Regions from separate parts of the Homo sapiens genome. Here region 2 is linked to region 1. Evidence: read pairs that join two places in POLR2A ChIA-PET (ENCODE). Cell type or tissue: Panc1. All regions are shown on one strand. Each heading gives the region's core, and the rest is flanking DNA. Links, peaks and the distances in the headings are about the cores only.

Evidence for each region. Peaks named below come from ENCODE experiments on the same cell type or tissue, not always from the same donor. Only the 100,000 strongest peaks of a DNase experiment are listed, where the experiment ranks them.
Region 2: POLR2A ChIA-PET joins it to region 1 with 15 read pairs; 3 of 35 experiments call an interaction of 5 or more read pairs at or near these places.

What each region holds. Positions count from the first base shown.
Region 1 is chr7:99,104,995-99,112,946 of GRCh38, reverse strand. The region is part of intron 1 of SMURF1 (SMAD specific E3 ubiquitin protein ligase 1); the gene reads left to right. Among named protein-coding and RNA genes, the nearest start is that of SMURF1, 35 kb to the left of the region's middle. RefSeq lists enhancers at 957-1,026, 3,578-4,080. In Panc1, for the core only: no CTCF peak of the experiment used is centred there; no DNase peak of the experiment used is centred there; H3K4me3 peaks cover 579 bases; H3K27ac peaks cover 1,597 bases.
Region 2 is chr7:99,378,539-99,384,690 of GRCh38, reverse strand. The region is part of intron 1 of ARPC1B (actin related protein 2/3 complex subunit 1B); the gene reads right to left. Among named protein-coding and RNA genes, the nearest start is that of ARPC1B, 6.9 kb to the right of the region's middle. RefSeq lists enhancers at 3,455-3,774, 4,375-4,694. In Panc1, for the core only: no CTCF peak of the experiment used is centred there; no DNase peak of the experiment used is centred there.

The sequences.
Region 1 (7,952 bases), core at 2,403-4,902:
CAGGTTTATCTATTCTCATGACTTCATTTTTTACCTGTTCAAATCTGCTGTTGAGCCTCTCGTGAATTTTTAATTTACATTATTGTACTTTTCAAACCCAGAATTTTTATTTGATTGCTTTTTTATAATTTTTGTCACTTTGTTGATATTCTGTATTTGTTGAGACACTGTTCTCATGGTTTCCATTAGTTCTTTAGACCTGGCTTTTGTTTTTGTTTTTAGCTCTTCAAGCATATTTAGGACCATTGATTTAAATAGTCTTTGTCTAGTAAGTCCAGTGACTAGGCTTCCTCAGGGGCAATTTCTGTTAATTTCTTTTTTCTGGGTATAGGCCATAGTTTTTTGTTTATGTCTTGTAATTTTTTTGTTCCAAACTGGATTTTTTGTATATTATAATGTGGTAACTTAGGAAATGAGATGCTCCCCCTCCCTGTGGATTGTTGCTGCTTGTTATAGCTATGCCTTGTTCATTTAGGACTTTTCTGAACTAATTTTGTGAAGTCTGTATCCTTTGTCATGTGTGGCCACAGAGGCCTCTCTTCCACTAGCTTAGTGGTCAGCTGATGAATCACTAGAGATTTATTTACACGTCTGGAATGACAACAACAACAACAGAAACCCCCCAGTCTTTGCAGATGGGCTGTGTGTATGTTGTGAGGCACGCCTTCAAGGTGCAGCCAGGCATTTTACAACTCTGTCTTAGTTTTTACTTCCTGTTTGCAAAGATCCTGAAAGTCAGCCAGAGGTAGGAGCTTAGGGCCCTCTTAGGTCTTTTCTGAGCATGCACCCAGTTGTGGCATGCATGTGACTTTCTTGATTCACAAAAATATGTAGGAGCTCTTCAAATGAAGCCCATATTCCCTAAAGTATCTCATTCCTTAGCCTTTCCTCCCAAGTGTTTACATTAGTCCATTGTTTGTCTCTTGCCCCAGGTAATAGCAATGAGTACATTAAATGTTTTCAACAAATGCATGCCCCTACACCCCACCTCTCCTCCCCTGTAGACCTCTACCACTCCCACACTTCTACCCTTGATATCTACCTTAGCCCTGGGAGAGTTCTGAGTTAGGCAAAAGACAGGCATATCCTTTGAGCCAGTTCTTCAGGGAGCCACTAGACAGGTCAAATCAGTCAACCACAATTCTTTGAGAATAAGATATGTTCTGCTCCCTGTGGTACTAGGTACCTGTACTGGAATGTTAGCTGTTGCCTTCAAGGCTGCTGCTGAACTGGGGAGTGGATGGGACCAGGGTAAATTAAAATTCCATGACTCTCTCTTAGCTGTTTATTTTGTATTAGGTGTTCCCTTGCTTGTAGTAAGCTTTTGATTATTTCCCAGTGTTCTGAAACAGTTGATTCTGGCAGTTTTTGCCAGTTATTCATTGTTTTTAATAGAGTGACAGACTTGGTGTTCTCTACTGTCTTAGTCCATTGTCTGGTGCCATAACAGAATACCATAGACTGGGTAATTTATAAAGAAAATAAATTTATTTAAAATTAATTTAAATTGAAATTTGCTAAATAGCTCTTCATAGAGATTATTTTAGTTTATATGCCTACCAGCAATGTCTGAGAGTGGCTGTTTCTCTATACCATCATCAACACTACTTAGTATCAAATTTCTTGATCTTCACAAATTGATGGATACATGCCATCTCTTTTTGGTTTATTGGTTTTTCTCTTATGATTTTGGATAAACATCTTTTTAGGTGTCATTCGTATTTGGTTTTCCACTGAACTGCCTTTTTGTATCATTGACCTTTATTCCATTATTCTTGGCCTTTAAAATTTATTTATTAGTTATTACCACTACCTCTTGACTAGGGTAATATATTGAACTGGTTCAAAAATCAAAGTGCTATAAAAAGGAGTACTCAGTAAGTCTTGCACCTGCAGTTGGTAGCTATTTTATTAGTTTCTTATTGATCCTTCCATGGTTCTCAACATGCAAATACAAGCAAATGCTAAAATACTTGTTAACTCCCTTTTTACACAAAAGGCGGCACCCTATGTCTACCACTTGTGTATTGTTTTTGTCATGTACTATTTTCCTGGGGACCGCTCTCATCCTTTTTCATGGCTGTGTATTTACCAGAATTTACTCAGTCAGTACTGTGTTGCTGGATCACTTCGGCTTTTTCCAGGCCTTTGTTCCTCAGTGATGTGCTAAGTAGCCCCATGCATGTCATTTCTTTACATGTGCCAGTTTGTCTATGGACGACATTGCCAGAGTAAGATTGCTGAGTTAAACGGCACATGCATTTAAAAAGATATGATAGATATGGCTGGACTTCCCTACGTAGGTGTTGTAACATTTTGCATTTGTTCCAGTCTGTTTCTGCATCATCTTTTCAATAGATTGTCAAACTTGGATTTTTGCCAGTCTGATAGGTGAGAGATGGCATCTTATTGTAGGTTTAATCTGCATCTCTCTTGAGTGAGGTTGAGGGTCCTTTCATATATTCACGGGCTGTTTATGTTTATTTCCTGTGAGCTAGCTCTTGATATCTAGTTCCCTGATTCTTCCCCAAGAAAAATTCCATAAATATTTTCACAGGATTGTGTTAAATTCCTAGATTAATTTGGAAAGAACTGATTTTATGTTGCATCTTTTTATCCAAGAACTTGTTATGTTTCTCCATTTGTTCAACCCTTCATATATAAAACTTTCTTCATATGGTTTTATTTCTAAAGTTTATTTCTAGGAATTTTATCTTTTTTCACTGTTGCTTTAAATGAGATCTTTACCACATCTGTGAACTAAGATTGCCTGTAGATACAAAGGTTGTTGTTTTCAGTATTCTAATTGTGTTCCCAGTTATCTTACTGAATTATTCTTATTCTTTATAATAGTTTTTCAGTATATTTTCCTGATAATCATATCAATGAACAATGTTTCAGGACCTCATTTTTTATTTCTAGCTCTTTTTCTTATTCTGTTGAGTCATTAGTGCATCCCAACACTCTTCTACAGTACAAAGGAGTCTGTGTACTATGTACTATGTGTTGCTGGTTTGAGGGATGTCCTTGTTTGCTCTTGGCTTTGATGGAAATGTGTCTTAATGTTTGTCCATGAAGCGAGATATTAGCTTTTGAATTGAAATATGTATATTTTATCATGTGGAGAAAACATTTATATCTTTTTCTTGTATTAAGTTTAAAAAAATCATACTTGGATGTCGAATTTTATCAAATGCTTTTTCGTTATCTTTGGTGACTCACTCAGAGTCCAGTCAGAAAAACAAACTACTCCAGGCATTTCAGATGGAAGAGATTGAATATGAGGATTGGGTTATATACGAGTTCAAAGGCTGACAAAATACAAAGGAAATGGGGTACTAGGATAGTGCAGACACTGTCACTTCCAGGGCTGGGGAAAAATAAGAGATGGTGTTACCACAGTTTTGGAGCTTGGTGCAGGGCTCCTGTGGGGCTGGTCTCCAGGCCTCCGAGAGAGGCACTGCAGAACTGCTGTACAGATGTTTGAGGGTGTGGGTGCAGCTCAGTGAGTGTTTGAACCCCTAGGGAGGGTTTGTGACCTGGTGGGTGCCAAGTCAACTGAGAGGGCTCCCATCTGGTCAGCGTTTGGGAGCCAGCCAGTGAGGGAGTGAACACAGTATAGCCTGAGGACAACCTGGGGCTAAGCCCTGCGGCTTGCCGGTGTCTGTGAGGGGGTGTGGCGAGGCTGGCACTAAGAGTGACAACGGAAGATGGGGGCTGGAACCACCATCTGCTGCTGCTGGTGGCATACTGACAGAAATAGGAAACTAGGAAGGAAGTCCCTTTTTCTCTCCTGTCATCTTCCATCCTCTCTCTAGGACTTCCTGTTGGCAGAAGTTAACAGGGAGTCAGTCAACAGGGGTCTGGAAAACCTAGGTAAGTTGGTGAAACTCTAGCCCCAGCGTTATAGAGAGAGTATAGCAGAGTAGGCTTGGAGAGGAAAGAACGTGGGTAAATAACTGCACATCAGGAATCATGCTATTCCCTTAACATGTCACTTCTGGGTGTACAGAATGACTTTCAACACGATGCATTAGCTTAATATCATATTAGGAAAACTCAACCTCTTCCAAATTTCCGGTCACGCCACAAATTTGTTACTCTTGTCAATACTGAATTCCATTCTGTTATGCTCAGAAGGTTACTAAGAGCCTTCTTACTAAACTTCTTCCTTGATTTAAAGTGTGCATATTACTTTAGGCTTGCAGCTGTGTGTCTAGTGATGGAATTGAAGAAATGGCTCTGGAAAATGCTCTGCTCATCTAATGGGCAATGCTCCTGTGTCCTTTTCTTTTTTTCTTTCTTTCTTTCTTTTTTTTTTTTTTTTTTTTTTTTGAGACAGAGTTTCTCTCTATTGCCCAGGCTGGAGTGCAGTGGTGCGATCTTGGCTCACTGCAACCTTCACCTCCTGGGTTCAAGCGATCCTCCTGCCTCAGCCTCCCCAGTAGCTAGGATTACAGGCATGCACCACCACGCTCGGTTAATTTTTTTGTATTTTTAGTAGAGACGGGGTTTCACCATATTTGCCAGGCTGGTCTTGAACCCCTGACCTTAGGTAATCTGCCCGCCTCGGCCTCCCAAAGTGCTGGGATTACAAGCGTGAGCCACCATGCCTGGCTGAGAATTGCTTGAACCCAGGTGGCGGAGGTTGCAGTGAGCCAAGATCGCGCCACTGCACTCCAGCCTGGGCGACAGAGCGAGACTCCGTATCAAAACAAAATTGCAAGTCTTTAGTGCAAGGGCGTAACAGGGAATGCCTGGTATGGACCAGTTGTTAAGGCTCTGCACAGCAACAATGGCCAAGTGTTCTTTATGTTGTGAGTAGGTTGTGAATTTCATTACAGTGTGATGAGGTTTGTTCTGTTCGTGGTTTTTGCATACTTTCAAGGGATTTTCTTAAACTTGTGAGTTCAGAGATGTCTGTTATAAATGAGATTTTAAGAAGAATGACTTTTGAAAGGGTTCTCACATAGGCAAATTAGGTCAGCAACTTCACTTTCCATGCTTTTCACACGTTTGGGATACTTGTCACCTAGTTTCTGGGTCAGGTGTGTATATATGCCAACAGGCTGGCTGTTTAGGTGAACAATAAGATGTCTCCATATGCTGGTGGTGTTACTAATGGTCAAAAGATCGATCACGTGTGAGGTTGCATTAAGAGCAACTTCTTTTCTCCGGGAATGCCACTTAATACCACCCTGGGACTGGCTCCGAGAAGCCTGGGAGGAGCTTAATATTTCTTGCTTCCTGTAACTGTATGCTGTTTAGTGCAGGGTAACCCTGCAAATAGGACAGAAAGATCGTTTGCAGTGAGAATGGCTGGAGGTTGACGCTCAACTTTCTCTGTGTTCAAGAATGGTTGTTTCCCATTTGTCAGTTGTGTTAGGTCCGAGCGATTTCTAGGAGCTCCTCATGAGTCTGGATCTTAAGGAATCAATGAAGCCCAATCAGAAATATCTTAATGTCAGTGTCTTTTTTGTTCGTTTGTTTTTGGTGACAATTACAAAAATTTTATTATCTTTTAAAATTTTTGTGGGTACATAGTAGGTGTATATATTTATGAGGTACATGAGATGTTTTGATACAGGCAGGCAATGTGAAATAAGCACATTGTGGAGAATGGAGTATCCATCCCCTGAAGCATTTATCCTTTGAGTTACAAATAATCCACTTATATTCTTTAAGTTATTTTGAAATATACAAAGTTTTCCAGAAAAGAATGCTTTCTATAAGAGGCTCCCCATGGTGAGGGTCCTTTGTAGTGGCAGAAGAATTAATGAGGGTAGATTTCAATTTCACACCCTTGCTACAGAGGTGATGGGAACTCTCTACGTCTGCTATGCAGGTGCTAAGGGCAGTGAGTCATCTTTGTTCAATCTTGTTCCTTCTGGTGACACATGAATGTACTTTTACCAAAAACATCACAGAATCTACGATGTGTTATTTCCATCTGGTTAATAATTATAACTACCTTTGGATTTCTTCCTACATCTTTCCACACTTACTTGGGGAAAATGCAAAAGGAATATTTCATCTTCACCGCAGTAGTGCCTGTGATTAATGCAGTCATGAGCTGCTAACGAAACAAGCAAAGAGCTGCTTAGCTTTGATTCAATCCTTAAATCACTTGGGAAAAACCAACTGAAGGGGGAAAAAAAGAGGTCGGAGAAGGCACTGGAATTCTCTTTTCTGTTTTTTCAAGAGACAAGGTCTCGCTATATTGCCCAGGCTGGATTTGAACTCCCAGGCTCAAGCGATCCTGCCTCTGCCTCCTGAGCGGTTGGGATTACAGGCATACACCACTGCTCCCGGCAACAATGGAATTGTTAAAGACAGAGGCTGGCCACCTGTCTGACTTGCTTGCAGTTAGCACCCACACTGCTTATGAAAGTACTAGCGAGTTTCAGGCCTTTTCCTTGTAGTTCATGTGACCTTGTGTTCCCAGTATTTACCAAATATTTTAAATAGTTTCCCAAAAAATTTCCTCCTTCATTTCACACAGTGTGCACATTCAGACCATAAAAGGACCTACTGGAATAAATGCTGAAATTTCACAAACCACAGTGTATCTTAATGATAGGTTTTTAGATATAGGTTTACAGGGGGGCTTATAGTAGTTTCATGATAGGGTGAATTTTTCTCAATCTTTGATATTTTCCAGTTTGCCTCCTTGGGGTTGCATTTTGGCAGAGAAGGCTTTAACACCCCAATGTTCTTAACTTCAGTAGTTGTTGATTGAACAACTACTTTTGGCAATAACCTTTTTCTGTACTATAGAGGATATCAAATAAAAAGGGAGAATTGACCAGATGTAGTCCCTGCTTTGTAGAATTTTACATTGGGAAGGGAAAGATGGAATGGTGAAGAGAATCACAGAAGTATGGAGAGAGGCAGATTGATTCCAGCTGGAGGGATTTGAGGAAGGTTTGTGTAGGATGTGGCATGTGAACTTGGCCTGGCATGATTGGTTGGAAATAGGCAAAGGGATGACGGATTGGGAGGGCATTTTAAGTAATGCAAATAGATTGAGCAAAGGCTTGGAAGTAGAATAGCACTTGGCAAAATGTGTTGGGAGAAGGGGAATGATAGTCACTCTGTGGACTGGAATTGTAGTCTTAGTGGGATAGGCGATATAGAGAGTCTTCATCCAACTGTGTGATAAATATCCTCTGGCCGTTTAGGCCCCTCTGTGACACACACAGCCAAAATTTAATATATGAGTAGAATGCAAAAATCTGTCATTATAAGAGAAAAATCAAGAAACAGTATATATGGTGGTAAAGAACATAGATTTGAAGCTAGATTGCCTGGGTTCAAATCTTTAATAGCTGTGTTATCTTGGGCAAAGCTACTCAGTCTCTCTGATGCCTCAGTTTTCTCACCTATAACATGGGATAAGACTAGTCCCTATGATAGATTAATTTCAAGAATTAGATTAGAAGATTAACATGAAAAGGGTTTACAACAGTACCTGGCATATAGTATAGAGTAGTGTGTAATTGTTAGTAATTAGTAGTAGTGGTTGTTGTTTTAGTGTTTGTGTTTGGGTATAATGTGTAATTGATTTTTTTTCCTTCGAGAAAGATTAGCCTTTCTGTAGCTTATGTATTCTATATAATTTTGCATTAGTGAAAGTATAGCATCTCAAGCTCGTAAGTGCATGAAGACTCTCACAGTGGAATTTTCGTTGTGATAAAAATGTCTTTCTTTCAGAGAGAATTTGCGCTTTGCATTGTAGCTGTCTAGTTTCACTGGCTGCTTCTTGGGATGTGGCAGATTGTGAAGGTTGGTTGTGTAGCTTATTCACGTGCATGTGCATGTGTACACCTGTGTGTGTATCACAGGTTCTTGTTGAGTCCATTTTGAAATTAATGGGATATATATAGAAGAGAATGATTATCTTTTCTATCAGAAGGGTGTTTTGGTTACAGGCAACAGAAACTGACTTTGGC
Region 2 (6,152 bases), core at 271-2,770, 270 kb before region 1:
CCCATTCTCCATCCAGACATCCACTGGCTGCACCCAGGGCTGGGAGGAGGCACAGGGCTAGGCGAGGCCTGGGTGATGGCTCTTGGGGAGGCCCCAGGGTGACCCAGCCTTGGGGAACTGAAGGAGGGAGATTTTTGTTTCTTGAGACAGGGTCTCTCTCTGTGGCCCAGGATGGAGTGCAGTGGTGTGATCATGGCTCACTGCAGCCATGAACTCCTGGGATTACAAGCATGTGCCACTGTGCCCAACTAATTTTTGATTTGTTTGTAGAGAGGGGGGTCTCACAATGCTGTCCAGGCTGGTCTCAAGCTCCTAGGCTCAAGAGATCTTCCCTCCTCACCTGCCAAGTATTTGGGATTACAGGTGTGAGCCACTACACTCGGCCAGAACGAGGGAGATGTTTGACTGCAGCCCTCTAGACTAGCCCCAGCACTGAAGGGGAACCCTGGCAGAGGGCAGCGACTCATCCTCCCGTCAGCCCAGCTCAGCCCCTGCCAGCCTGTCCCTAGCCTCCTCCACCTGCCGCTGAGTGTCAAAGGAGCCCACCAGGCCTGACGGGGGTGAGATCACGGTCTCAGCCCAATTCCTCAAACACATCTCTCCCCGCCTCCGTGACTCAGTTTCCCAGCATCACAGGGACCTGGAAGTGGAGGAGCCCAGTGGCACTGCTTGCCCAGCCACATGCCCCGGGACACATCACCTGCCTTCTTTTAACCTCAGTTTTCTCATCTGTAAAATGGGAACAGGAATCCTGCCTCCCAGCAGAGATGCTGAGAGCTGGAAGCAGATGACACACCGCACCTGGCCTCTATGAGGAGGAACCACGAGGCGGTTACTCTTAGCCTGTGATGGATGTGATATACCAGCCCTTTGAGGAGCAGGCCTCCCCAGCCAACCAGAGGCCAATCCTGGGGCACACAGGCATGCACCTGCCTCGGGCTTCCGTGCTGGCTGTTCCCTAGGCCTGTGACACTCTTCCCCCAGATACCGGCACACACGGCTCTCGCTCTGGTGCTGCCACTCAAGTCTGTACTCAAATGTCAACTTTTGGGGAGGCCTTCCCTGGAAACTGCAGCACCTTCCACGGTCCGGCACTTCGTAATTCCCTATTTCCGATTAAATTTTCTCAGCAGTCACCATCAGACATGCACTCACTGATCTGGCCCGCTGCCTTCCTCCCCTGCTGGAATAGAACCAGCTTGGCAGAGACACATTTTTGTTCTATCTTGTTCTCGTTTCTATTTCCACTGCTTAAATGCTTAGCACATAGTAGGTGCTCAAGAAATATCCGCTGAACAAATTTTTCATTGCCATTAGTGACCAACAGAGTACGTTCTCAGAAACGTGTGTGTGTGTGTATATTTGAGAAAGGGTCTCGCTCTGTTGCCCAGGCTGGAGTGCAGTGGTGTGATCACAGCTCACTGCAGCCTCGACTTCCCAGGCTCAAGTGATCCTCCTGCCTCTGCTTCCCAAGTAGCTGGGACTACAGGCTCACGCCACCCTACCCAGCCCTCAAAAATATTATCATTACATAGGTTAGGAATGAGGCCAGGCACGGTGGCTCATGCCTGTAATCCCAGCACTTTGGGAGGCCGAGGCGGGCGGATCACCTGAGGTCAGGAGTTCAAGACCAGCCTGGCCAACATGGTGAAAGACTGTCTCTACTAAAAATACAAAAATTAGCTGGGCGTGGTGGCGCACACCTGTAGTCCCAGCTACTTGGGAGGCTGAAGCAGGAGAATCTGTTGAACCTGAGAGGCAGAGGTCGCAGTGAGCCAAAATCACACCACTGCACTCCAGCCTGGGCAACAGAGCAAGACTCTGTCTCAAAAAAAAAAAAAAAAAAAAGGTTAGGAATGAATGTGTGTGAAAAAATAACTTAAAAATAATAAATAAATAAATAATTTTATTAAATAGGGCCAGGCGCAGTGGCTCATGCCTGTAACCCCAGTACTTTGGGAGGCCTAGGCAGGAGGATTGCTTCAGGCCAGAAGTTCAAGACAAGCATGGGCGATACAGTGAGACCCTATCTCTACAAAAAATTTAAATAAAAAAATTTGCAGGTGTGGTGGTGCACATCTGTATTCTTAGGTATTCAGGAAGCTGAGGCAGGAGGATTGCTTAGCCTAGGAGTTTGAGGCTGCAGTGAGCTATGATTGTACCACTGTGTGACAGAGCCAGACCCTGTCTCTAAAATAAAATGTATTAACTAGTACCATCCAGCACTTTCTGGATACTCCCTCCTTGCCAGCTCTAGAAAAAAAAGTATCCTTTTTTTTTTTTTTTTTCGAGATGAAGTCTCACTCTGTTGCCCAGCCTGGAGTGCAATGTCGCAGTCTTGGCTCACTCCAACCTCCGCCTCCTGAGTAGCTGGGATTACAGGTGCGCACCACCATGCCTAATTTTTATATTTTTAGTAGAGACAGGGTTTCACCATGTTGGCCAGGCTGGTCTTGAACTCCTGACCTCAAGTGATCCGCCCGCCTCGGCCTCCTAAAGTGCTGGAATTACAGGCATGAGCCACCGCGCCTGGCCAGGTGCTCTGTATACATTCTTGACTTCAACACTCCCACCAGCCCTGGACTTTCAGGGAGGCCTGGCTGCACTTGGGGAGGGATGCCAGGCTCCAGGTCAGCTCCAGATGACAGATGTGGGGGCTGAGGCCACCTGCCCAGAGTCACCAGTGACAGCCATTAGATAATGTGGCTGCCTCCCTCACCAGACTGGCAGTTTTGTGTTGGGTCTCAGGGCCTGGGCTGGGAGCCAACCAGGACTGGGAACCCTGAATGCCCCAGGAGGCCGGTGGCTGCCCCGTCACTGCCCTGCCCAGGGGCCGGCCCATCCTGCACTGCATCTGGGCCCAGGCACAAGGGAAAGGCAGAACGACCTTTGCCTGGGGCTGCAGTTTGGCCCCACAGGGCTCAGTGACCAGCCTGCCCGAGGTCACAACACAAAGCCCCCTGCGCTCACTGCCTGGAAGGCCCTGTCCACCTCCTGCTCACTCCAGATCCAAACCGCTTGCTTTCACTTGTATCAGGATGTCCTGGAAGATTCCTGGAGCAGCACAGGACACACACACATGCACATGTGTACATGCACGGGGCAGGGACCTCATGTTTCCTCCATGCTTAGAACAGGACCCCGGTGGGTCCCCAGTCAGCATTTGCTGAGCAAGTAGACACACGCAGCGCAGGGTCAGGCCACGCACACAAACACATGCGTGTTCAGCCTCACACACACAAGCACACTTTGCATGTTAAGCCTTGCACACACACATGCACACTGCACCTCCCCACACTTTAAGCACATGTTTAGCCTTGCACACATGACCATACTCCCCACATGCACGTGTTGAGCCTCACACACAGGCACACTGCAGGCCTGCACACATGTATGTTCAGCCTTGCACACACGCAAGCGCACTGTGTCCACAAGCACACTTTGCACGTGTGGGCAGCCTTACCCAGAACAAGCACCCGGCACCCACTGGGGCTGCCTCTGCAGCCTCTCTCTCCTTATAAGGCCTCTTTGTGTAAGGTGAGGGCCCCGGAAGCACCATCTCAGCGCCCTCAGCCATGTCAGCAGGTCTGATGGGGGTTTCCCTGAGCGTTTCCTGTGTTCCCAGGCTGGGACATCACCACCCACATCTGATGCCAGCACTGTGCAGAGAGAAGCTCAAGGCCTGTGACTGATTCACGGTGCTCATCTACACCCCGACAACCCCCATGGTCCAAGGTCACCAGCAGGGCAGGGGCAGGGTGAAGGCCAGAAGCCCACTTTCACACTCCACCCAGGCTCTGGTTGGCCCCAGGACTCCAGCTGAGGCCAATTTTTCCCTCCCTTTCAGCCCCAGGAGGCCCAGACTGAAGGAACCTCCGGGGATGAGGGTGGGAGAGCCCAGACTCAGAACCCTGGGTTGATGCACAGACTCTGACATCCCAGCATCAGTGGTCACATTCTTGCTGTGTGCCCAGCCACATCTCTGCCCTGGCTGTCAAGACGGAGTGGCTGGCTCTGCTGAAGACAGCAACCCCCACGTGTGCCAGTGGGCAAGGGCAACCGAGAGGACTTGAAGAGCCCTGACCACTGTTTCTAGGACCTAGACATACTCAAGGGGCAGAGGAGGGGCTGGAAAAGATGGCCACAGTGGTACACTAGTGACTGGCAGAGGAGGGAGGTTGAGACCACACCTATCAGCCAATCACACTTCAGCATGAATTAGCAGAAATACTTCCTAGTCTGTTGAACAAACCCCTTAAATGGGGCAAAGAAGTGTTAAGGGGGCGAGAGACAGGAAGACTCATTTCCCTTTTTCCATAACTTCTGCAAAGCAGCTGAAACCCAAAGCGCCTCTGCGATAACTCCCCAACCCCCACATCTTACCAGTGAGGAAGTGGGAGAGCAAAAAGGGAGTGGCTTCTCTCAGCCAATGCTGCCACAGGGCTCCAGTCTCCTGCCTCAGGGATTCTAGCCGGGGACACTCCAACTTCATCATCCTCAGGAAAACCTCTCACCTACCAAGCCTGCGTGAGCCAGCGTGTGCTCACCCCCGCCTGCCAATTACCCTGCTCTGGATGTCTCAGGAGAAAAATACGAGGGCTGCTTCACCCACCAGTGTTGACAGCATAAGGTCTCAGTGATGGCTCCTGGGGGAGGGATCCAGGACACCAACCCACTATCACTGTGGCCCTGTGAGCCAGCACTGTGGGCCTGTTTGATGTTAAGAAACCAGAGAGAGGAGGGGATAGCCGGGCACAGTGGCTCACGCCTGTAATCCCAGCACTTTCGGAGGCCGAGGTGGGTGGATCACTTGAGGTCAGGAGTTTGAGACCATCCTGGCCAACATGGCAAAACCCCGTCTCCACTTGGAAAAAAAAAAAAAAAATTAGCCAGGCATGGTGGTGCCAGGCAAAGAAAGCCTCAGGCTGCCCAGCGGCGGGGTGGTGGTGGTGAGGCACTCTAAAGTCCTGGGCCTTGATACTCTCTCCCTTACTGTGCTGGGTTTACATTCTAGCTGTCTTCATACTGGCTGGGTGCCCTCAGCCAATATTTCCCTCCCATCTTAATCCAGATGAGGCTGGGGCTAGACTAGGCACAGGCTGCGGGACCCTTCTTGCCTGGCTTCCTTAGGTTTCCCTGAATCCAGAGGTTTGGCTGTATCAGAGGCTAAACCAAGGAGGAGTTGCCTGGAGGAAAGATCTCAGCATTACAGGCGCTCTGGGAAGTCCCCACCCAGCTCAGGCAGTTCTTGGATAGAGCAGCCAGCAGGCTAATTTGCACCGTGCTAAGCGGTTACTCAACTTCCTATGCTGGGTCAGAGCCCTTCCTACCCCTATCCTTCCCTCTCCAGCTCTGCTCTTGAAGTCTTACCAACCACGCAGAGTGAAGTCAAGAAACACACATGAAAACAATCGTAAGGTACCATTAAAGCACCGGTTAGTCATCCAAACAAAACAAAAACACACAAAATTCAATGCTAGCAGAGCTGTGGAGAAATTGTCATTTGTTGCTAATTGGTTTAATTCTTCTGAAGGGCACTCAATTCAACAAGTGGGTGGGACCAAATATTAATAGAACAGAATAACACTAACAGGAACTTGAAAATTAGCATTCTGGCCAGGTGTGGTGGCTCACGCCTATACTCCCAGCACTTTGGGAGGCCGAGGTGGGTGGATCACGAGGTCAGGAGATCGAGACCATCCTGGCTAAAACGGTGAAACCCCGTCTCTACTAAAAATACAAAAAATTAAGCCGGGCGTGGTGGCGGGCGCCTGTAGTCCCAGCTACTCGGGAGGCTGAGGCAAGAGAATGGCGTGAACCCGGAAGGCGGAGCTTGCAGTGAGCCGAGATTGCGCCACTGCACTCCAGCCTGGAGGACAGAGCAAGACTCCATCTCAAAAAAAAAAAAAAAAAAAAGAAAAAGAAAATTAACATTCTTTGGTCACATACACCCATTTGGTCCTAAGAAAACAGCAACACATTTTTCTTTCTTTTTCTTTTTTATTTTTGAGATGTAGTCTCATTCTGTCGCCCAGGCTGGAGTGTAGTGGTGCATTCTCGGCTCACTGCAACCTCCGCCTCCCAGGTTCAAGCAATTCTCCTGTCTCAGCCTCCCCAGTAGGTGGAACTACAGGTGCCCACCACCACGCCCA